3 separate regions of the Mus musculus genome follow, and regions 2 and 3 are each linked to region 1. The links are chromatin loops, found by intact Hi-C in ENCODE. Cell type or tissue: heart. All regions are shown on one strand.

What was found. Peaks named below come from ENCODE experiments on the same cell type or tissue, not always from the same donor. Only the 100,000 strongest peaks of a DNase experiment are listed, where the experiment ranks them.
Region 2: a loop joins it to region 1, with 2.3 times the contacts of the local background. A loop is called at or near these places in 3 of 42 quality-filtered maps.
Region 3: a loop joins it to region 1, with 2.2 times the contacts of the local background. A loop is called at or near these places in 2 of 42 quality-filtered maps.

The regions. Positions count from the first base shown.
Region 1 is chr4:95,553,637-95,561,636 of GRCm38, forward strand. Fggy (FGGY carbohydrate kinase domain containing) reads left to right here and starts at 3,871. Exons shown (of 16, transcript NM_001113412.1): 1 at 3,871-3,955. It overlaps Gm40206 (a long non-coding RNA gene), which reads right to left and starts at 3,730. Exons shown (of 2, transcript XR_867942.1): 1 at 3,183-3,730; 2 at 1-988. In heart, a CTCF peak has its summit at 3,887; DNase peaks (open chromatin) are centred at 3,815 and 5,105; H3K4me3 peaks cover 1,464 bases; H3K27ac peaks cover 1,885 bases.
Region 2 is chr4:95,726,143-95,734,142 of GRCm38, forward strand. All of the region lies in intron 6 of Fggy (FGGY carbohydrate kinase domain containing), which reads left to right. Among named protein-coding and RNA genes, the nearest start is that of Fggy, 170 kb to the left of the region's middle. In heart, a CTCF peak has its summit at 3,365 (motif pointing left); no DNase peak of the experiment used is centred here; H3K27ac peaks cover 638 bases.
Region 3 is chr4:95,633,551-95,641,550 of GRCm38, forward strand. All of the region lies in intron 5 of Fggy (FGGY carbohydrate kinase domain containing), which reads left to right. Among named protein-coding and RNA genes, the nearest start is that of Fggy, 80 kb to the left of the region's middle. In heart, a CTCF peak has its summit at 3,479; a DNase peak (open chromatin) is centred at 3,491; H3K27ac peaks cover 406 bases.

The DNA.
Region 1 (8,000 bases):
TCTGACCACCACTGGGTCTTCAGGGCACTTTCATGGCTTCTTTGACTTCAAATCTCAAGTTCAGTGTCACACGCATGGGATACCTGTTCCAAGAGCGATTCTTTCACTTTGCCCATACCTCCACTTCCTTAGCAAGGAACGGTTTCAGGTTATGCGGTGCCACAGCACTTAGTTCCTATAGACTTCATGGTAGTTACTACATAGTTTTGAATTTCTTTGCTTTAAAATATGTGTTCTTAAGGAAAATTTAAATATATACATTTATATAAAGTAAACAAGGAATTTAATGAGCTTCTGTGTCCGCCATCCAAATCCAACAACTACCAGAATCTTTCCATTGCTAATTCTTACATCGTTCCTATTACCCCATACTTCCAGCTATGCTACATCTTGCTTTTTACATTAGATGTAAAATTGACACATACTGAAACATGTAATTTCAAATAGATGTGTTTATGAGACATGAACATCTATCAAGGCTTTCAACATTCTCACTGACTGGGATAGTTTCATCATGTCCATTCACAGTTTGGCTCAGTCACTTTCCCTCCGCAGGCCCCTCTAGGTCTTTTTCTTTTCTTCACCATAGTTTGTTTTGAATGTGTGAGATTATAACATCACAAGAATGCCGTCTTAGTATGTGAGTTCATCATTTCTTATAAATACTGTCACAAAGCTTTAGATCTCCTCTTTTCTACTTTCTTCCAGTACATTTTTTGATATTCATTCATGGCCTTATAATATCTTTTCACCATCCCCATCTTGTCTCTTTCACCAGTGTGAGGCTCACATCTTCCCAGCCCATCCCTAGGGTTGGACACATATCTGGTATTCTTACAAGAACTGTGAGTATGACGATACTATTGCCTTTCTTCAACCAAGATTCATGAAGGTATGGTGATGTCAAAGCACTTGATTGCCATATTTTCTGCTGTGTGGCATGATCCCACTGGAGTATGGAGCAATCATAGGAATTAAGAGATGAAACCTGGAGAATAAATGGTCATTTAAGACATAATTGGAATTCCTGGATGACTCTTATGAGTTTCAGTTTCTTCTTAAATCACCCAATTGTGTGAATCAATAAAAGTGGCTATTTGCTTCAACAAATTTGAGTTACAGTTTTTCAAGCAATGCAAAGAATTATTTATAATCCTTAATAATTTATAATCCTTATAATCTTACATCTTGATGTCATTATTTACAACTCCAGAGGCATTCAAACTATTCAAGGATATGGGAGCAATAAATATTTGAGAATATATGATCCAAGAGGAATTCTGGCCCATATGTTATGCAATAATGTCATTAATTTTTATGACAGACCTTAGCACTCAGATGCCACTATCATTTCTGAGTGTACTCTTTATTATCTTATATCTATATATTGCCATCAAATACTCAATGACTAATGAATGAAAACAATGAACATTTGCAAAAAGTGAACACATTCTTCTTTTCCCTGTAGAACATTTGTTAACAGAAATCTGTCATGTAAAGTAGATGAGGAATTGTTTACATTAACGATGTTATGTATTCATGTATGCCTATGCATACATCTGTTTATTTGTGTACATATGCTTTTCTGTATCTTTAAATTTATGTGCTTGTGTGCCTAAATATAATTATATGTATGATATATGAGGATGAAGTGGTAATGTAAGACTATACAAATATGGTCATACAAAGTGTGGTTGGCTACACATGTGGTTGTGTGATTTCTATCAGTGTGTCTATGTATATCTGTTTGTATCATGATTTAATTTGCAGCTGTGTGACTACATGTGTATAAGAGTGAGCATGACTTCATATGTATACATCTGTATACTCTACTGCTGTAATTTAGATATGCTTTGATCTAGTCTCCACAGGATTCATATGCTGGAAGCTTGGTCCCCAGTGTGGTGATGTTGACAAGTGGTAGAACATGTAAGTTGTGAGGACTTGTGGGAGGTAATTATGTCACTGGGAATACTGGGTTCCAATGGGATTGATGCTGGTTTCTTGGAGTGAGTTAGATTTTCAGAGAGCAGACTGTTAATGAAGAAAGGCAATCCCATGTGCTTGCTGCCTTCTGCATGGAGCCATTTCCTCTTCTGTTTTTCAGCCACATTGTGTCAGCTAGTATTTTATAAAGTACTCAAGATTTGTTATTTCTTTCCATAAATTGTAGCCTGAAAATGTACATTTCCCATAGTCCCTGAGGCAGCAGACACATTCCGTTCTGGGATAGGTTAAGGAAGAGCTGGGGCAATGCATAATAGGTATTAAGCATCCGACCGTTTGCACAACATTTCTGTGATGTAGTTTCAGATGGTTCTGTAGTAGAGGTCAGTCACCTGATTTCTAGTGCTAGTTGAGCTGTGGGGTCTTTTGGACTCAGCCTGGTCTGGTGTACACAGCATTAGGGACTCACTTTCTTTCACCGTGTTTCTTTCCTCTGTGTGCCTTTTATCCCAAGGTCCTTTTATTGTTTAAAATGGCTGCTGGAGGCCCAGCCACAACACTATTTTTGCTACTGGTCATATGCTATTTAAGAGGACTCAAATAAAAACTCAAATACAGCAAAGACGAGAAACAGCTATCCACAAAGGCCAACACACTAGTTTATGTTTAGCAACGAGGAGACCTTTCAGGTTCCCACCCAAGCCATAGACTGTGAGGCAACAGGCGCGTTGCATTTCTGGGATACATTAAGGAAGAGCTGAGCCAATGTAGCATGTGTATTAAGCATCCAAACTTTTGCAAAACATATACATGTCTGGTACTTAATTTGTTCTTCATAGTGCTCCGGAAAGAAAGACAACCAGGTCTTAATATTATAATTCCCGTTGTATGCTTGGTCCACATGACTAAGTAACAGATCTGAGACTGTGCAGACAATTTTTTGAATAGCTGGAAATGCAATCATAGTGTAGATCTTAACAGTTAGGTTCTTAACTGTCCGGATGCTGAGACCCTTTATAATAGTTCCTCAGGTTGTTGTGACCCAACCATAAAATTATATTTTTTGTTACTTCACATATCTACTTTTGCTATTGTTATGAATCATAATGTAAATATCTGATATAGGTCACCAAAGAAGGTTGAACACTGCTTGTGTAGAGGAAAATAAATCCAAACCAAGACCTCCAGGAGAGTGCAGGACTAATCCTGTGGCCTCAGCCTCACCGAGTTCTTACCTGGATGACGGAGAGAGATCGATCACTCGTTTACTCTCAGGTCATGTGGATACTAGTCTTAACATAATAAACACACTAGGTCTGACTAAGGAAGTCTCTGTTATCGAGAAGGGTTGGTTTTCGCAACCTTGGAATAGTCCCCAGGAAAAGAAAAAAGAAAAAAAAGAAAAAAAAAAAGCCAAACCGGTTTTGGACTCTCAGTATCTAGCGATGAGGGTACCGAGAGTCCATGTAGCTTACTGGTATGTCAACTTCTCAAAGGCAGGGGTCATCTATCTTTTAGATTTACGGTGTCGTCTCTACCTCAAAGCCTCGACCACAGCATAAAGTGTGAGAGTTCCTGAAAAGCACCAGGTATAAAGGGTTCAAGGAATTGAAGCCCATAGCAATCCTGGTGCTCAGCCGAGGGCGATTTAACAGGAAATATCCACCACATACTGTAGGTTGGCTAGGTTAGCTGGCGCTCAGAGGGGATTGCTTAGATTGAGCCGTCTCTGTTGCCTGGGCATCTTTAAAATCCAGGCAGCGAAAGGATTTTGAAATGCAAACCCAAGACTTACAGTACAGTGGGGAGGAGCAGGGCTCACAAGTACTGGCCATTCACGGTGCCCGTTTCAAAGGACCAATCAGGTTGCTCCTTACAAGGGTTGCTGGAGGGGCTGGACTGAAGCGGGCGGAGTCACAGCTTGTTTGGACCGCCCTGCTGGGTGCGGTGCGGCTGTGCATGGTGGCCTGCTGGCCTGCTAGCTAGAATGTGATTTCATATTGGACAAGTAAGTGACCCTCCCAGGGGTTCTTGCAGGCACGCAGGCTCTTAGCCAGCTCCCCCCAAAAGCTTCTCTAGCCTGCTAAATGTTTCCCTCCTTCACCTTTGGGTCTCACAGCCAGGCCACTGGTTGGCCTTTCAGTTTCTTGTGTATTCTGGGTGAGGTGTCTTGCCCAAGGGAGAGGCCTTTACTGCATCCCAATGACTGCCCTACAGATGTCTGGGGCCTAAGGCCCTATCTCTCTGAGTAGTGTACAGTTAATTAAATAAAGTGTTTTTTCTTTCTCCCAGAAAAGAGAATTTTGCAATGCACCCCCGCCCCGCACCCCAATTTGGGGACAATTCTCTAAACATTTTAAGTCGTTGATTTCAAGTTTGGCAATGTAAAAGCGTTTCAAGGCTGGTGCTGTTTAAGGCTATAGAAGCTGAGCATCTGGAGATAGTGTTTGGTGCGTACTTCAGTTTAAATGGGATAATGCCATCTGTCTTGTTACAGGGCTGCAGGCCAGGAAGGGTATAGGGGGATCTTTCCATGTTTATGAACTTCATGACCATTTCAGGATGGAGACACACACTGTGGGGGAACTCCTCTGTCACTGGTCCATTCACTGGAGCACTGCTTACATTTTAGCTCGAATTTCTTCTCCTAGTTAAAGGGCAAACTGTGGCCAAGTTTGACTCTTTTTTGATCAAGTGTGTGTGTGTCAATTCAAAAGGTCCCATTGGATTGTGCTTTTAGGGAGCAAATCCATAAGGAAGAATTAAAGTCTGAGTTTGTGGCTGGATTTGTAGATTTGTCTTTTGTTTCATTTTCTTGTCCTTTTTAAAGGGTTTCCCGTCTTTACTGTGAGCTATGTGAGTCCTGATGTTTCTCTTTTCTGTTGCTAGCTGGGGGTGCTGCTAGTCTGTCTTCTGGAGTCTCCTTCTAATGCAGCTGTCATGCTTGGTCTTGACTTAAAGGCTTCTGCCCTGGCTGTATGAATAAGAGCCCCAGAGGACTGCTCCTGACTGATGGGGTCTGGGGTGGAAAATAGGGGATGAGGAGGGCCTATGGATGATTTTTTTTGAGGGGGGGGGGTGGCTTAGGATTAGGAAGTCAAAGTTTGCAAGTAAGGAGGAGGGAATAACCCAGTTGGTGGAGCACTGTGTTTCTGGGAAGGGTGCCAGGTTCTTATCCAGGCTCTCATGAATTTTGCTGGGCTTTGTCTTCTGGAATTTAGTTCTTTTTCTATAACCTTTATCTAAAAACTACAGCCAATTATTAGCCTTTTTAAGGACGACGACGACAACAACAACAACAACAACAACAACAACACCAGGTTGGGGAAAGCCCCGTCTTTAAACTCCCAGCCAGAAGGGGAGTCTGACATAGTTCTTTGTCTGGATTGTGCCATAGAGATCATTTAACTCTTGAGATGATCGCAGGCAGAGAGGTGTTCTCAGCCAGGGTAGTTAGTAGCAGCCCCATGTAGTAGTGACTGACATACAATTAACTGTATATTTTAGATTCCATTTGCTGAGATTTTAAGCATTCCAGCATCATTGATGATAATGGGTTTTGATTTGTAATTTTCCTTTCTTGTATTTTCTGAGTTATATTTTCTGACTAATATTGGCCTTAAAGAATCAGTTAGGGAGTATTTTTACGCGTGTGCACGCATGCGCATGCACACACACACACACACACACACACACACACACACACACACACATTTTCTCTCTAGTGGTTAGTAGAACTCACTAGCAAAGTCATCTGGGCCTGAAGCTGTATGTGAGGAATGCCAGCGACAAAGCCATTTGATCTAAAAGCCTCCTTACACTTCCTGTTGCTATGAGAAACCCATGAGAAAATAACTTAAGGCAGGAGAAGTCATTTTGGCTCACGATTTCAGTTCACTATGGTAGGAACAACTCACATCATGGACAGCAGGGAGATGACTTTAGGTCTAAGATGTTTTTAGGTTTGTAGTAGAAGTTAGGATGGAAAATAATAGTATGGAACTCTGGACTCACCAAGACAGGATAGATAATAGAGTTAGATCTAATTGTTGCCAAACACAAATGGACTGAACATTGTGAATGTAATTCTTACATGATAGTTTTCATAATTGTTTCATAATTGTTTTTATAATGTATAGATTATCGTTGTAAGAAAAGGAGCCTTTTATTGGACTAATCAGAAACTAATGGGGAAACATTCTTTACAACACATTGGTTCCACAATACACAAGATGAAACTCAACAAAAGGGAGACTGGTGGGCTCTCGGTCCCTGTTTGATCACATCCTGCTATGAGATGGTGCCATTCACATCCAGCATGGATGGATCTTGTCTCCTAGTTAATCCTCTCTGGGAACAGTCACACAGATAACACAGATACACCAATAATGTGATTTATTAACTTCCCAGACAGTAAACATTTTACATTATTATCACCACAGGTTTATCCAGATTATGTTTTATTCTGCCTCTCCCAGCTTTAGTGGGGTATAACTAACCCTATCTATCTATCTATCTATCTATCTATCTATCTATCTATCTATCTATCTATCTATCTATCTAGTGTTATATCAGTGTAAATCATGTTTTTTATATGTGTATATAGACATGTATCATCTGACATAGTATTCGTTTTCCTTGGGGATGAATAATTTTAAATTCTGCTCTATGAACAAATTGCAAGAATATAATGCTAACTTTATCACATGTTTACATTGGATCTCCAGAAGATTTTCAGTTCATAACTGAAAGTATATAGTTGTTGACCAACATCACATGACCTCTGCCTCTCACCTGCTGGTAACTATCATTTTATTTTCTGTTTTACCTTAGAGGCTTTTAGATTCTACATGGTGGTGATATTACAGAATTCCCTTGCTGCTTGTATCTGCAGAGGATTTTTGTTCCAAGCCTTCTAGAGACCCAAAACTGTATTAGTGTTCAAGTTTTTTTTTTTTAATTTAGGATGTTATCCTTCAAGCAAAATAGCTGCCATCCTAATGAGATGAGCTGTGCCCTCTTGTCTAGACAGAGCATGTAGGAAGTCATTGGACCCACATCAGAGTAAAACACCACTTTTTTGTAATCATTCCCCAACTGAGTGTGGCCTTAGGTTCCAGAGGAGGTGCTAGAGTAAGATAGTGCTAACTGGGGAAGGGGTTTCCATCTTTATGACTACTGGGAAGCCATTATTTACACAGGGTGAAGACTTTCCAGTATGGCTACTTTGGAGTCCTCTAAGCTTCTGTCACTAACCTCTTACCCATGCTCTATAAGTAAGCCAATACACTCATTGTTTCCCCATGGTGAACGTTGATGGACTTGTACCTTGTTTTTTTTGTTGTTAGCGAGGAAGGGGGTAGACCCCCTCCCCTAGAAGGAAATTTAGTGATAGTATTTCATATCCATCCATCCCTCCAGCCCTTCCTCCTTCCCTCCTTCCTTCCTTTCTTCCCTCTTTCCCTTTTCCCCCTCACTCATCTTTCTCTTTCCCTTCCTCCCTCTATGTAACTGTATTGACTGCTAATTGATGTAGGAGGCCCAGCCTACTGTGGGCAACACCATCCCTAGGCAGGTCTAAGACAGCCAGTGAGCAAGCAGCATTCTCCATGTTCCCTGCTGTACTTCTTTGGCTTTGAATAGAATTGTTTGATCAGAGGTCAAATGTATAGAATTTCAAGCAGGCCCGCCTCCAAGGTTCTGCTTTGAGTTTCTGCCTATCTTGACTTCCCTTTGTGACAGATTAATCTACAATTGTGAACTGAAGTGAATGGTTTCCTCACCCACATTTGGTCAGGCTATTTGTTACAATAACAGAGATAAAAACCAGAACATTGTCATGCTATACTGCTTTAAAAATAATGATGAGTAAAAAGGTTCCTGTACGTTTAATATAGATACAATTGTTTCCTAAAAGTCTTGATTTTTGGCTGATAATATCTATAGATGTGGAAGGCTGGTTATATTTGTGTGTGTCTGTCTGATGGACAAATCTAGCTTCATCCCTTTGCATGTGTCTAGCCAGTTTCCCCAACATCATCTGTTGAAGAAAC
Region 2 (8,000 bases), 170 kb after region 1:
GGAATGTTACTCAGGTGTGAGCATAAGACTCACCCCAAAAGTCTCTCACAGAAATACTCAAAATATTGTTTGATCAAATTTCTAGACATTGTGTGGCCAAAACTTTCTCAATTCCTCCCTGAATCAGGAGGCTGAGTAGTATAAATAATTCTCACTAGCCACTCATACAACTCTCTCCCCTTATCTCTTAGCCTTGTTTATTCCTCTCTGTGTGGGTCAGCTTTCTGTTCCACAGAAAACACACCTAAGATAAACCAAAAGAAGAAAGATTTCATGTGGCTCACAGTTTCAGAGAGGACAGTCCATGGTTGCTTGACTACTATAGCTTTGCGCCAAATGTCAACATAAAGCTTTGGGGTATGGAGTGTGTGGTGTAACACAGCTGCTAATTTAGGATGCCAAGGGAGAGGGGAAGAGGCCATTACCTTTATATCCATACCTAGATAGCTTAACTTCCTTCTATTGGGCAACAACTCAGAAATATTACACCACTTTCTGACAGCATCAGAGACTGGTGACTAAGTATATGAGTCTTTGAAGGTCACTGAAGATCTAAATTACAGGTTTTTTTGTTTTTTTTTTTTTTTTTTTATGGTCAGATTAGCCCCGTCCCCCTACAGTATACTTTGAAATAAAGCTAAGTCCGGATTGCTTTGAAACAGAAAAAGAAGGGTTAAATATTCAATTCTAAGACATGGTTAAATAATATGACATATCTTAAAGTGTGGTATATTTTCCCCTCTGTGTGTAGGTGCATATGTGTGTGTGTGTGTTGTATGTATGTTTTTATATGGTATGTAAGCACATATGGATGCACATATGCATGTATAAAACAGGGGTCTCCAGCAATGTCTTCTTAATCTCTAGCTTAGCTTTTGAGACAGGGTCTCTGGCTGAACTGAACCTGGAGCTCACCAGTCAGCTGGACTGGCTGGCAAGAAGCCCCAAGGCTCTCCTGTTCTCTGTTAAGAAGTGCTGAGATTACAGATGTGTGCACTTTTACTCCTTGTTGGTTATTTTTTTTTTTAAATCTGGATGTTAGTGATCAAACTCAAGTCTTTCTGATTGCCCAGCAATCACTTTTCTGACCAAGTCATCTCCATAACATCATGATATATTCTCTAATAGAAAATATGATACTCATTGATGAGGAAAGACATCTGTTGAGCTTAAAACACAGACTTTACGGTTGTATAAACATACTAACTCTGCTACAAGGAATTGAATAAGGCATATCTTAATATTGTGGAGGAGTCTCATGTGATACTTTCTCAAATTTCATTACTATTTATCTCTGGGAAGGGGAAATGTAAAGAGACAGCATTTTTTTTTTTTTTTTTTTTTTTTTTTACTCTTTGTGTTTGTAGTTCCTATAATTAAGTCTTAACTACCTTCAAATTCATGTTCTCCATATTTATCTTTTAAAAGTCAGCTCTGTTGTTTATGCTAGGGCTTGGTGGGCTACTACTATGGGTGTCCCACTTTGAGTACCTCCCAGAGGATGTGTAACCCAAATGCCATCTCTGGAAACAACCCCAAAAGGTGACACTTAGCTCCCTTCTCCTCCCTTTTCCTGCCCTCTCTCTGTCTTTGTCTTCTTCTCTCTAGCCTTTCGGAACACTAACTCCTGTAGGAGTGGAGAGCTGGTTCTTGCTGTGCTCAGAGCTTCCTCTGGGGGCCCCTTCTTGTGTCCTAGGTAATTGGACATGGTGACTAGGGACTCTTTTTGGGGCTTTGAGCTAATTATCATTTTGACTAAAATCTGTTCACTTTTCTAGATCCTCTGTCCAAAGAATAAGACTTTTAAAACATAGAAATTAGATTTATAAAGTTTGAACTTTGCATTTTTTATCAGTTGACCATTTTCCCCAAAATGTGTATGCTACCCCCACCCCAGGTAATCGAGAGCTGTAGAGTTTAAGTGCTGTAAAGTCACAGCATGACTCTGGAATCTTCTATTACAATTGCATGAATTCACAGATTTGACTCCAATATTTTGATTAAATGACAACTTGGCCAGCTCTCCCTCTGTATTGGAGGGAGAATACTCCTTAACCCAAAGCGTCATCCCTTCTTTAATCTCCAGGTAGATGGTCTGATGGCACAGGTCAGGTTCTAGAATCAAACCTCTGAATCTTAGTCCATGAATCTGCATCCTTGGAGTGTAAGAACAATGCCTACATCAATCAGCCTTTGGGCATTTCCTTCTTTACTTGAGGCAGAGCAGAATTGCTGTTGGGCTCCAGAACCTTTCATTTCATGGCAAAAGAATTCTCATTGCTGGAGGAAAAGTTAAAAAGCTATATTCATAGTTTCTTTCTTCATATAGTTGAGATATTTCTGAATTCTGATGAAATCTAGTATACATCAAACAAACAGAAAGAAAAACCCATTGCTCTTGGCTTTAGGTTCAATGTTTATTTACAGCCTGGCTTTTGAAACATGGTAGCTGTTACATTCAAGTAAGTTCTGTAACAGCAGCTTCTCTTTGTGCCCATGTGCTCTGAGTCCCCTAGACTTATCCATACATCTGTCCTCTATTTAAGGAGATCACACCTAAACCCTGTCATCTTTCAAACATTCTTTCCTTGCTGTTGGGTTTTGCCAACTAGACTTGACTGAAGAAAGACACCTTGTTGTGTTCTTTTCATCATCTGTCCAGTAAAATGGTTGGTTGTCAGGACAACGGCATAGAAAATAGAAATGTGGAAATTCATAACCACATGAATTCTTGAAACAAACTTGACAAGGGAAAATTCCAGCATACGTTCCATATAAGGGTTAAGGAAAAGGAAATGTTTCAGATACACCCCCTCCCCTTACAAACTGGACATTTCTTTGTAAAATCTGTAAGAATACTAGGAAACACACACACACACACACACACACACACACACACACACACACACACACTCACCACCCTCTCTTCAGTCCTATCTGCATTCTTGATAGAGAACCTGTGGGATGCATAGGCACTTTGGTCTCTGTAATCTCAGTACCAGACACAAGAAGCATCCAAGCACTGTAGGGACAGTGTGCTTGCATCTTGATAATGGTCTTTATAGATGGATTTTATGATGTTTATCTACAAAGAATCTGAGTTTAGAGGGCTTGAGGCTCTGAAAGTCGAGGCATGCAACCAAAGCCAGATCAAACTGACTGCTGAAATCACACTCTTCCTAATAGCACTCTGGCTCCCTGTCAAAAATGTGAGGAGTAGGGCTTTAAAAAGAGCACTTCTAAGATGAAATATACACTTTTCAAAACAATAGCAGAAAGCCTTTTCAAGGGTAAAACAGTTGGGGGAAAAAGAAATAATATGTAATTTAGTATTCATTGAGTATAAGCAATTAATCCTGCCCTCTGGGGGTGAATTTAGTCTAGCCTATTTGCACATGAAAGTACAAGACTGGCTTCCTCTTTATGAAAGTAAGACATCTGGTTGGAAAGTGAAAAATTTGGTCAATTACCTGAATCGTGTTTGGTCTACATGATAGAAAAACCCCAGATGTCTTGAAATCACCAGATGTTTGGCCTTGTGCGGTTACCACCAGCCCTGCTGACTGGCCCTTTCCTGTGAGAGTTGCTGTTTGACATCCCATAGAGGCAGCCATTGTTAGGAGGCTGTTATCTTCTGTGATCCAGCAGTGTACAAACAGGAGTCTAGACTGCTCACCCACACTGGCTCTGACAAAGTGTTCCTTGGGCTATGCTGCATCAGTAAATGGGATCACACAAAGAAGCACAGTGAGTCAAAGACTATCCTTTATTTTGAAAATCCTGTCTTTCTAGTGAACAGATATTCTGTTCAATAGTGAATTGCAGGTTTGGAAAAACAAGTCATTTGCACATAAGTTTAAAACTGAGAAACATAGGTCTGTATTAGTTGTCGTTGATTTTTTTTAATGTAGTTTTCATAGAACTGTGAAACAACAAATATGAAACCCCACATAGTACCTGGAGCAGAATGGCAGCTAAAGCCACTCTTTCCTGAATCTGCCTTTTCTTAGATGTCGGGATACTCTGTAGGGCTGCCGTTTCTTACAAAGCTCTAGAAAGTCATAGTCATCTGACAGTCCAGGGTTTTGTTGATGTTCCTTTTGAAACCAGCATTTAGTGCTTAAAATAGCTCCAAAGAGAATGCTTTCTACACTTATTCTTAAAACATTTCATTCTGAAGATTTAGCATGGAAACATGTGTTGAACTTGAGAATCATGTGAGAAAGACCAATTCCACAAATTTTGAGCCAAATTTGAAGCAAGCTTTAATTAAAAACTGGCCAAGATGATAGACTCTGGCCAGGACCTTTCCAAGGTTTCCAGAAAATAGCAAGAAGTCACATTTTGCGCTGGCTTATAAAGGCAGACCCATAAAGCTTCATATTTCCCATCAGGTCCAATCAAAGGTATGTATCCTGACATACTTTCTGCCTACATACCTCCTGCCTACATCCAATCAGGGGCAAGCATACATCCTGATGTATTTCCTGCTTAGGTATCTTTCATCTACATGTGACCAAGCACATCCAGTGCACCTGGGTCAGACTTGTTTAACAAATGAAAACATAAACAGTGGTCTCTAGCATTTCAGGAAGTATCTGTCCTGAGGCAAGGGGTTTACAGATTAGAGCCGTTTTTGTTTTATGAATCTCTTAGGCACAGTAACTAAAGCTTAAAACATAACTTTGGCTCTCACACATGACCACAGGGAGACATTTTTTCCACTCTGGCAAACTAAATTCCATTATTGTGAATATTTTAACACCTTTCATGGTTTCTGCAGCTAACTCCCATGACCTCAAACACCTACATCTCATCACACACTAACATCACAGACCCCTCAAGGTTTTTAGCTCAGCCAGAGTGAACTCTGTGACCTCTTTGTGCTAGGCAGCATCCAACATATCGGGCACTGATAGTTGTGATAACTGTAATAGTGTCTACTACCTGCTGGTCTTTTGTTGTATGTGGGATGCCAGCAATTGTGCTTCTTAGGCATTATCTTGATGAATTATCGTTACCACTCTAGGAGGGAAATAGCATTATTTTAGAATTCTTATAAGCAAGGAAGTTTGCAATGGAAAGAAATCACTTGCCCAAGGTCATAGCCCTGAGAGTAGGAAGGCCATGGACTGCATCCAAGATTATGTATTACCTAACCTGAACTCCACAAGCTATGCTAACCTGCCTGCCTCTGACAATGCAGTTGAAAGAGCTGAGCCCTCAGTGCTGTTATCATTGAAATTAGAAGAGGAAGGTGCAAGGTCTTTCTTATAAAGAGCAGAATGATGTAATTCCAGACACCATACTGTGGGGTTCTAGAGGAAAGAGGGATTAATTACGATCTACCTAGGGAAGGATTTTTAGGAGGTAGCCTTAGGCTAGGTGAGAACAAAATAGGTCATCAACAATTATCTAGAGAATTAGGTCGTTGTGGGTGTCAGAGCTGATGATTTCAAGCTAAAAGACTACAGCTATGCTCTGAATAGTTCAGAACTGACTCCCATACCTCTGGAAGCTATTGAATTTTGCCAGCTATTCTAGACTCCATGTGACTTACGGGCCTGGCTTCCTTCTGCATGCTGCAGAGGGAAAAGAGTGACATTCTATAGTAGGAGGTATAGAAAGCAGAGGAAGCCTAGTGAGTCAGGAGCCATGTTGTGAGTCTAGACATTGCTTCTGTGACGGCTGAACCATGAGATATGCACTTCCTTCTTTGTATTCCTGGTCTGTAAGGGTCGATCTAGGAAAGGAGATGGTAGATGTTCTTCGTATGTTAGAATATTGTGGACCTTAGGATTTTGTTCCTATATACAGCCTATCAGTGGGGCTTTGCTTTCCGATTCCTTGCAGTCTTTACCTTACCCGAGTTCCTAAATTCGATGGTAATTTAGGAAAATTTCAGCCTTTGGAGTCAGACCTTTGAATCCTGACCCTGATCTGATCCTCAAATGTAACCCCTCTCTTCCCTTCCTGGGTAGATGAATAAATTTTGAAATTCTTTTGTAGTTTTGTTTCTATTCTATGAAATAATAAACTCTAATACTTCAACCCTAAGTTATAGGACCTACATATATTGCTTTCTAAAACAATTTGCATTTCATTGATTTGTTATTAGGACGGAAAGTTATACGAACAGAAATGTTCCAAGAACAGTTACCAACAGCTCATGGACTTGAATAATTATGTTGTTGAAATACAAGATGTTCATACTGCTCTTCAGCTCACTGACCTACTGCAGTAACTAGTTGCTAATTAGATTTCTTTGAACCAGCTTGTCCAGCTGGGAGGACTTGAGAGCTGTATTCTGCAAGAATCTGGTATATGTAGTCTCTTGCTGCCATAGGAAGAGTCTTTGTGCCAGCATGCCTTCTGCCATTTTCTAGGTATGTACATTGCTCTTGATGTGTGTCATTGTCCTGAGTTAGAAATGAGAGTGGATCACTGGTGGGATTATATTAGTTTCTTTACTAATTTACTAATTTATCCCCCAGTAATATCCAGGGTTGAGAGTCAAATTTAGTGTTCATCTGTTTTGTTTACTTTCTACTGAAACTCTGTACAAGGTGGGCACATATAGGTGTGCAACTTTAATCTTTTTGTTCAAGGTGATTGATCTATGTCTTATGATCTTAAAAAATAAACAAAAATGTGTAATTTTGCTAAAGTAAACATTACTTTTAAAAGTATGTTTTAGATACTTGGGAGTGAAAGAAATAAGATGTAGAGAGAAAAGTCTGTGAGCTATTATCTTTCTACTGGAAGAGATGTATAAAACCAAATATAGGGATATGGTATGTAAGAGTTATTTAAAAGTACATTTAAAGCATATGGAGTATAAGGCATATTAATACCAAGTAAGAATACAAAGTCAGGGATCTTCCATGTGTATCAAACTGTCTAAACTATGGAGTAATTATAAGACATGTTAACTAACAGATGTAATTCAGAAGTGGTATTAGAAAGAACTAGTACCTGCTAGAAAGATCTCCTCTATCTTAATCCTTAACCTAGGTGCTACTCTGGGACAGTGTGTGCACACAGTAGATGTCTATTCACCCACCGTTTCTATAATAAGTGATAATGAATATCATACAATTTGATGTGAAATCAGTAATGGAAATGGAATTTAGTTTCTAGTCACAATGACATGATTTCTAGGAGGTGTATCAGATGCTGTCCTTAAAGAGTGGAAGAAGAACACTAGCTTTGGGTTCTCAGGAAGTCTCTACTTGGATGAATCATTTAATACAAGTGTAACTCCAATTCAGGAGCCAAGACTACTACAATCCTTTTAGCCATTTTCTATCAGTTGTCCCAGTTTTCTAGAAAATCCTCAGAGCTGACCTACCCATGTGATCTGAGTCAGGATAGGCCTTACCATTCTCTGGAACCATTCAAGCATGTGTCATGTCTGTGTGAAACGCCAAACTTAAGAAATGCCTCTGAATACTGCATAGTGATTGAGAATTGTATGTTCTCAGTCTTGTTACCCACTTTTAAATCAGATTGAAAGTAACTTGAGTTTGAAATAATTCCAGCATTCTCTCCAACTGGCAAGGCAAAGTGTCCTTTAGCACAATCTTGGACATAATCTGGTTGGCCTGTCAGCCTTGCCCAACCGAGCTGGTACCAGCATTCCACAGCAAGCATAAGGAAGCAGGGTCGCATGCCACCCACGCCCAAACCTCTCTGACATTTCCGTGGGCCTGGAGCCAGATCTCCCCCTGTGTTTCATCTCCCTCTCAGAATACAAAGGAACACTGAACCTTCCAGTTAATTCAATACCCTCCCCCCCCTTCCTGGAGAGGATAACAGTTCTGTTGACCATTATAATGCATCTTCTGTCTCCCAGCAATCCACATAGTCATTAATTTCTGCTGCTGACATCAGGAAAGAGGATTATGTGTGTGTCTGAAACTGTTCCCAGAGTGCTCATTAGTCATAGATAATTGAAAAACTGGTAGGGGAAGGTTTGTTGTAATAGGAGCTCTGCTTGT
Region 3 (8,000 bases), 80 kb after region 1:
TGGTGCCTCATATTCCTTGAACACTTAAAAATCCATGAAAGTAATGGAGCCATAAAAGTAAAAGTGGAGATAGCTCAGTGGGTAGAAGCATTTGCTGTTCTTGCAGGGGAACTAGGTTAAGTTTCCAGTACCCAAGTTGGGTGGCTCACAGCTGCCTAGAACTTCAGCTTCAGAGGACCCAATACCTTCCACTAGCCTCCATGATACTGGCTCTCATGTGCACAGAACTCCACACAGATGCATAGTTAAATTTATTTTTTAAAACATGAAGTGAAACCAAATGTTCTCTAGCTAGAACTATTTACTGATACTCACCTGGGTGGCCTTGCATACAGGTTTAATCCCTGTTAATCCATTTCCTTTTACAGAAGGACAAAGCCTCAGTTTGCTTTAAATAGAAAATACAATGCATGGATAGAATATCTCACGTTCTAGTACATGGCACGGACCACCTCCATTTGTCCTTACTTTAGGTCAAATTCTACTTTAGTAAAATGTATTTACTTATTTTAGTATTATATTGAGGTAAATGCAAACTCAAATAAGAAGCTCGTGTGGAGAAAAGTACAGTCTTTCAGAAATCAAATAAAGTTGCTTAATGCTTCCCCTAAGCCCCTTCGGTTTGGAGGTTTTATCTTATCTTCTCCAGTGAGGCATTGAATAGGAATACTCTAGTACCTTAGAGCTCTTGTGAATGTGAACATGCAAACAGGTGTGGAGATTGCTCTGGCCAGGGAGGGAACTGGGCAGGAGAGGGGATGAGGAGTGGAGGGGAGCTGAGGTCAGATGTAGAGAAAGCCAAGGAGAGAGGGCTAGGACAGTAAATGGAAATGTGTGTGTGTGTGGGGGGGGGGGGCATCTCTAGGGCTTGCCAGAGACTTGAGATGGGGGAGGTGCCAGGGAGTCTACAATGGTGGAACTAGCTGAGACACCTAGCAGTGGGTGATATGAAGCCTGAAATAACCACCTCCTGTAGCCAGGCAGGACTCCCAGTGAGGGGGTAAGGTCAGCAACTCACCCACAAAACATTTAATTCAAAATTTGTCCTGTCTACAAGAAGGGGGGTGGAGGGTGGGGCAAAGATGTCACAGAGACTGAAGGAATGGACAACCAACCAATGACTGGCTTAACTTGAGTCCATCCTGTGGGCTCTGTTATGCTTGCAGAGAGGAATCTTGCCTAACTCTCCTCTGAGACGCCCCAACCAGCAGCTGGCCAAAACAGATGCAGAGCCACAGCCATCATTAGATAGAGCTTGGAAAGTCTTACGGAAGAGTTGGGGGAAGTATTGAGGGATCTACGGGGGATATGGACTCCACAAGAGCAAGAGTCAACTAACAGAGACCCTCCCCCACCCCTGTGCACATATGTAGCAGATAGGGAGCTTGGTCTTTATGTGGGTTCTCCAACTACTGGAAAAGGGGCCGTTCCAACTCTGTTGCCTGCTTGTGGATCCTGCTCCCCTAACTGGGCTGTCTTGCTTGGCTTCGGTGGAAGGATGTACCTAGTCCTGCAGTGACTTGAGGTGCCAGGGAGGGTTGGTACCCAGGGGAGACCAGCCCCTTCTCAGAAGTGAAAGAGAATGGGGGGGATAATGGGGTGGAGCACTGTGAAGAGGGGATTAGGAGGAGAGGTAGGGCTGTGATTGAGATGTAAAGTGAATAAATAAATAAATTAATGGGAAAAAAGAGGCTTAAAGAATAAGAAACCAGACTGTATTGTGCCAGCCAGCGGTAGGAGTGGCTGTGAGGGTTAGAATGCCTTTTCATCCATGCCTAAGAAAGCCCCAGTTCTTTGGAACTTCAGTTCTACTGCTGTCCTGTGTAGACACTAGCACCTATCTCTGTGGGTACATGGAGGCAGGGAGGTTAGAGGGCTTCTTTCAGTGTTTGGAAGTTGAGCAAATCTAAGTGCAAAAGTTTGCCTTCAGATGTAGTTGCCATGTGACTTCAGTGCCAGTGAGGTGCACCCATTGTTGAGATCCACTAGTCTATAATGCTCAGGTTCTAGAAGGTTCTTTGCCAGGTTCTCTGCTCTATACATCTAGACATAAATCCTGTGGATAGAGCATGGCAGAAATTCTAACTGAGAAGCCATATGGCTTTTCCTCTACTTAACCTTTTGTCTTTTTTCTGAAGCCTCAGATCATCTCTTAAATGTATTTCCATTTGTTATTTTAATTTGGCAAAGTGAAATAGTCTCAGAATTTGGTTCCTCGCTTGCAAATGGATATGATGGTATACTCTCTGTTGACAGTCTTGGAACTATGAACATGATACTGAAATCAGAAGTATTTTACCCTGAGGTTGAAACCAAGGGACAAGGTTGCATGGTCAGTATGACCTTTGGGCTGTAACTTGATTAGGGGTACCTTTTCTTGAAACCAGGTCTCCATAGAATGGATTTCTTTGTAAACTCTTCAGTTAGTTTGTATCCAGGGTGGACCCCTCTGCCAGTGGACTGTTTCTTGGATGATAATTGGATCTTCTGATTATTTTGTCTTTATTATTTTATTCTGGTTGCTTTCAGATTCATCCTGTCTCATTATAGGTGTTAGCATCTTGTACTGGAATCTATGATATAGCAAGGCTCCAACAGTGTGGTTGTGTTCAAGATGGGTTACAGGATGCAGAAGGGAGGTGGAGGGGAGCTTGAAGGACTTGCCCCATACCATGGGTCCTGACCCTTGTGCAGATGTAATAATCTAGTGAAAGGACTTCCACCATTCACCCCTTTGGATTTTTTTCTTAGGCTCTTTCCCTTAGAAATGGGTAGTTAAGGTTTAATTGTAGAATTAGACCTCTGGAACTCAACTTTACATGGAAATTCTGACCCTTCCTTCTCTTCTTTCTCTTCCCCTTCTGTATAGTTTCTTTTTAAAAATTTATATACCTCCTTTTTGCTGTGTTTCTTTTCCTTCTCTCTCAAGGGCCTTTGAAAAAATATTTAAATGTTATTAAGAAACTGCTATCAGGGATTCCTTTGTTCTAAAGTCATTTAGAAGATGGCTTTCATTTTTGTTAATGAATAAAAAAATGTCAACCTGTATGTTAGAATGTGCCAAGCAGTGCATCCATTAGTGAAAACTCTCAGCTTTGAATATTGCCTGGCTCTTACTCCTTTCAGAAGTCAGGCCTTCTCCCCGGGTTCTGTAAAGGTCTTTAGCTCATCCATCCTCCTAGATTTCTTTCTGGTTCTTATCTAGAGTGTAGCCTGCTGTTTAAAACGTAATATCTTCCCAATGCCACTTTACCTGTTTGTACCCTTACCTCATCCCTAACCCCCATCCTTGCTTCTTAGGAAACCTCAGTTTTCTATAAGCTGAGCTGGAGATAGTTTCAAAGAGGTGCTTGGACTTTAATTAGTATGGAAACCCCTTCTGCTTGAGGGTTTGCCCTGCAGTCTCTCTGGAAGTCAGGTTGATTCCAGTAGGGAGGGGAGGGAGGCTCTGAACTAGATGTGCTCCTGGCGGCCAGCCCTGGAGACTCGGAGCTCTGAGCCAACCATGAAGTCATTTTTGAATTTAAGGCGTCTTTTTAATCCAAGGCAGTGTCTCTTAATTTGACAAAGGAAAAGCTGCAGGATAAGCAACTCTCACTGAGAGCTCTGTGGCTGGGTGCTTGTAAGTCTACATTGTGCTGAGGAGACGTGGCCATGTGGGAGAATAGGTTTCTTTCCTTCTCTTTTTCCCTTCTCCCTTCTCCTTTCTTTTTCTCTTATTGGGCCAATTTAGCCCTGCAGTCTGGCCTCTGCAGTGGCTTGATGTGAAATTTGAGAAACATATGTAGTTTTCTATTTCAGGAAAATGATCTCAGGGATTGAATGTGGTTTTTTTTTTTTTTTTTTTTTTTTTTTTTTTTTTTTTGGCTGTTAAGCTCTGATCTTGCCCAGTGTGGGTTTTTTGATGATGGGAAAGAGGCTTCGAAGTGCTTCTTTATCAGAATTTCATGCAATAAAACTTTAGGGTTGGTTTCTTTACTTTGGCCCCTATCCCCACCCAGGCTCAAAACACAGTGTCATGTGTTCTGTTGAAGTGCAATGAAACACACATTGTTCCCATTACAATGGCTTCATTGCCTGGGTGCACACACATGAAGAGAAATGGCCACTGTGTCCCGTGTCTGTCCTTCACAAAAGCTATTTTAACTGTAATTCAGTGGAGGGCTAGGGGCTAGGGGCGGGGGGGGGGGGTGGGGTCTGTGTACTGTTTTACAGAAAGGAAAAGAGATCCCTTAGGGGAAAGCTTGCCTTTGTGTTGTTTTGGAAAAGAGATGGACTTCTGATATTTCAGTTCGAACCGTCTTCTGTGAGCTAGACCTCTCTCCTCTGACTGTCTGCAGCAGAACAAGGCATAGCCCCAGCTTCTGAGGAGCATCCCAGCCAGTGATGAGCAAAAGGCCACATGAGTAGGGTTCTATTCATTAATGGGAGTTGCTTTTTAAAGATAGTGGTGTGCTTTTCTGTCTGGGTATCTAGGGAATGTCTGGTGAAGTAGCAGGTAATAATGTACAGTGATAGGAGTCATTCCAGGACATACTAGAGATATAGAGTGAAACCTGTCTACACTAGACTGGATGGGCTGAGGGGCAGGACAGAAGAGAAAGCCAGTGAAGGGCTCGTCCTGTGGGAAAGGAACTACATTCTGGGATATTGTGCATTTGTCCTATGTGGTCCTGATAGTGTGCCAAGGAACATGTTCTGGCTCACACAGCTGCTACGGAACAGAGGCTGGGGCCCACCTAGGAATGCATGCATGGCTTCACAGCCATGCCTCTTACTGTGTCCCATCTTTTTTACAGAGAAGAAAATGTGGGATTTCTCGTTCCTTTTACACTGCACTCCTATTTACTTTCTTTGATGTCTTGTAGTGAATTGTCTCAAAGCCTCACCCTTTGTTGAAATTCTTTGCAAAGGTTTAAAGGATTGTCCAGCAGTGGTAGAGGTGGCCTTCAGTGAAACAAATGCAGAGCTTAAACATCAGGGTACTTCCCAAGGAGCTGAAGGGGTCGGCAACCTATAGGAGGAACAACAACATGAACTAACCAGTACCCCCAGAGCTCCTGTCTCTAGCTGCATATGTAGCAGAGGATGGCCTAGTCGGCCATCAATAGGAGGAGAGGCCCTTGGTCTTGTGAAAATTATATGCCCCAGTACAGGGGAATGCCAGGGCGAGGAAGTGGGAGTGGGTGGGTTGGGGAGCAGGTGGTGGTGGGGTATAGGGGACTTTCAGAGAGGAAACTAGGAAAGGGAATAGCATTTAAAATGTAAATAAAGAAAATATCTAATAAAAAAAAAAGAAAAAAATCAGGGTATTTCACTGTGTAGACTCATGTGGTACAGTCAGTTGTTGGTAGGGAAGGTTTGATGAGAATCACATTGTAGTCAGAGCATCTCTGTAGAAGCATTTCTGATCTCTAACAAAAGGGACCTATGGTCTCAAAATTGGTGTGGTTTTGTTTGTTTATTATAAACAATGATTCATTCTTATACTTGACTTTCTGTTCATAATCCACTATTCCCTTTCCTAATGAGTTTCCACATATAATATTCTAGTCCTAAGAATCCCGAAATTTCCTTTAGAAAGTAGTGTGAAGACATCATCTGTGGAAAGGAGAAAGTGGGCTCCAGGATAAGCAGAGTCTGGATTCTGGAGTGGAAAGCCACCAACCGTTTTGACTTCCCATCATGCCCCTGTGTACTTTCTTCTCTCCTTTGTTCATCATTGCTTGGTTTGGGGCTTGGCAGAGATTATGTGTAGAAAGCTCTTCCTACAACAGGTTTAAGGCATGCTAGCTACCTACATGGCTTGTTACCATTAACCTTCAAGAGGGTGTCATCACTGCCAGGACATCACGAGATCTACATTTGAGAGCCAGTGAGATGGTTCAGCAGGTTAAGGTATGTGCTGTCAAGTTTGATCGTGTGAACCTATGCTATGATGTAAGGAGAGAACCAACACCTTCCTCCAATTTGTCATCTGACCTCCACATGTGTGCCTGAGCGATGGTGACCCACACCTCCAATAAGCAAGCAAGCAGCAAACAAACAAATAAATGTAATAAAGAATAAAACCAACTTTATGCATTTATCTCCTTGCCATCTCTGTTAGCTTTTTGCTGCTATAACAAACACCTGGGTTAATTAGTTTATAGAGAGAAAAGGTTTAATTTGGCTCACACGAACAGTTGGACCAGTTCATTTGGAGTGTAGCAGAGCAGCACATTAGGAGTGTCGGGACAAAATTGTTCACATCACAGCTGGTTTGTGAAAGAGAGAAACAAGCTAAAAACTTGCAATTAGAACCCACCTTAAAAGAGTTTCTATCGCTGCTCATGAGTGCCAAATTCGGAATCAAACCTTTAAGCACATGGGCTTTTAGGAAACATTTAAGTTCCAAACTACAGTACCATTTTTGATCATTATGCACATAGCTTCAAATAGACTTTTAATTTAAAAAATTGATTTTTTTTCATAGCACCCAAATTGAGCTGTTTTTAACTCTCCACATGCATTTGAAACATTTCAGACATAGCAGGCACCCCCCAGGTTTGAGCAAACCAGCCTTTGTATGTTTTGTCTTTATGCACACCATTCTCCCTGATGTGAAGGTCAGTAGCTCCATTTTCCTACATGTCATCTGTTAATCACCTTTTAAGATTCACCTTAAAAGTCTGATTGTTTCTGAAGCCCTTTAAACTGCATTGGATCTTGGGGACCTGTCTTGTATTTGGATCTTGAATGCCCTCCTTCCCCACCAGGCCCATGCACTAAAGGCTTGAACCCTCATGTCTGACCCCTTTGAGAGATGATAGAACCTTTAAAGGGTTAACGCTGGTGGGAGGGAGGTGTTCAGGCCATCAGACTTCATCCTTAAAGGCAATGCTGACTGAGACTTTTGCCAATGTAGTTTTCCATTGTGCCCTCAAGGTGAGAAAGCTTGCTCTGCCATGCACTCCCACTGGGATGTCCTGCCTTGCAGCAGGCCCAAAGCAGTAGAGCAGGCTGATCAGATTGACATCTAAATCTGTGAGCCATGATAAATCTTTTCTCTATACCCTGTATCGTTTATCCCATGCGTCCGTCTCTTTATCTGAAGAGCTGACTGAGCCTCCCCTCCATTGTTCCTGTAGTTCTAGCCTTCTCACACGGCACTGTGGCACTGTGATCAGTCCTTGACATTTTTGCTCTGAAAGCTCAGAAACTCACTGGATTATTTATTATGTGCATGACACCTGTTAGATAACCTGGACCTGAGAGGAGAACCAGAGGAGGACCAGGGGTACAGACATATGTATGAAGTGTTTATGAAAATAGGAAAGCATCTTATATAACATATTCATGGAAAAATGGGACAGTCAGCAGAAAACTGTTGCACAATGGGAGGAAGTCAGCATGATAATCAATGTGGCACAAAAGGAACGCAGGATATCTCAAATGTGCACAGTGGCCTTGGGACTGATAACCATTGCCCTTTAGCAGGGGAAGAGTTGGATCCTCAGGGTTCAAAGTCACAATACCACCAAGGCCCTGGCCCCAGGCCATTAGAGACCTTGTCAAGCATGACCCTGGTTTTACACAAGATGCTCCTTTCTTCCTCCATTCATTTGTGCCTACAAAAAGCCTTGCTTGGCCAGGCTCCCAACAGTTAGAAGCTAAGAAATTTGGGAGGATAGCTTGGAAAGACTTGTTCTTTTTATATTTTTGTACTTAAAAGACATACTTTGCTCCAGAAAAGATATATGGTATATAGGTTACATACAATTACGTTTTTGCCATTGGTGTATTTTTCAATTTAAGAAATGCTTTGAAAGCCTGCCTAGTCTCCCAGTTAAGGTGACTATGGCATCTCCATTTCCCTGCTTTCAGTCATCGGATCAAGCAGAGAGTGTTTGGAAATAACTCCTTATGGGTATCATCCTTGCTAGTCTATAACATGGAGAGTGCAGGGATTACAAAGTTCTGTCCACAGTTGCTGCCATATTATTATGTGCCAAGCACAC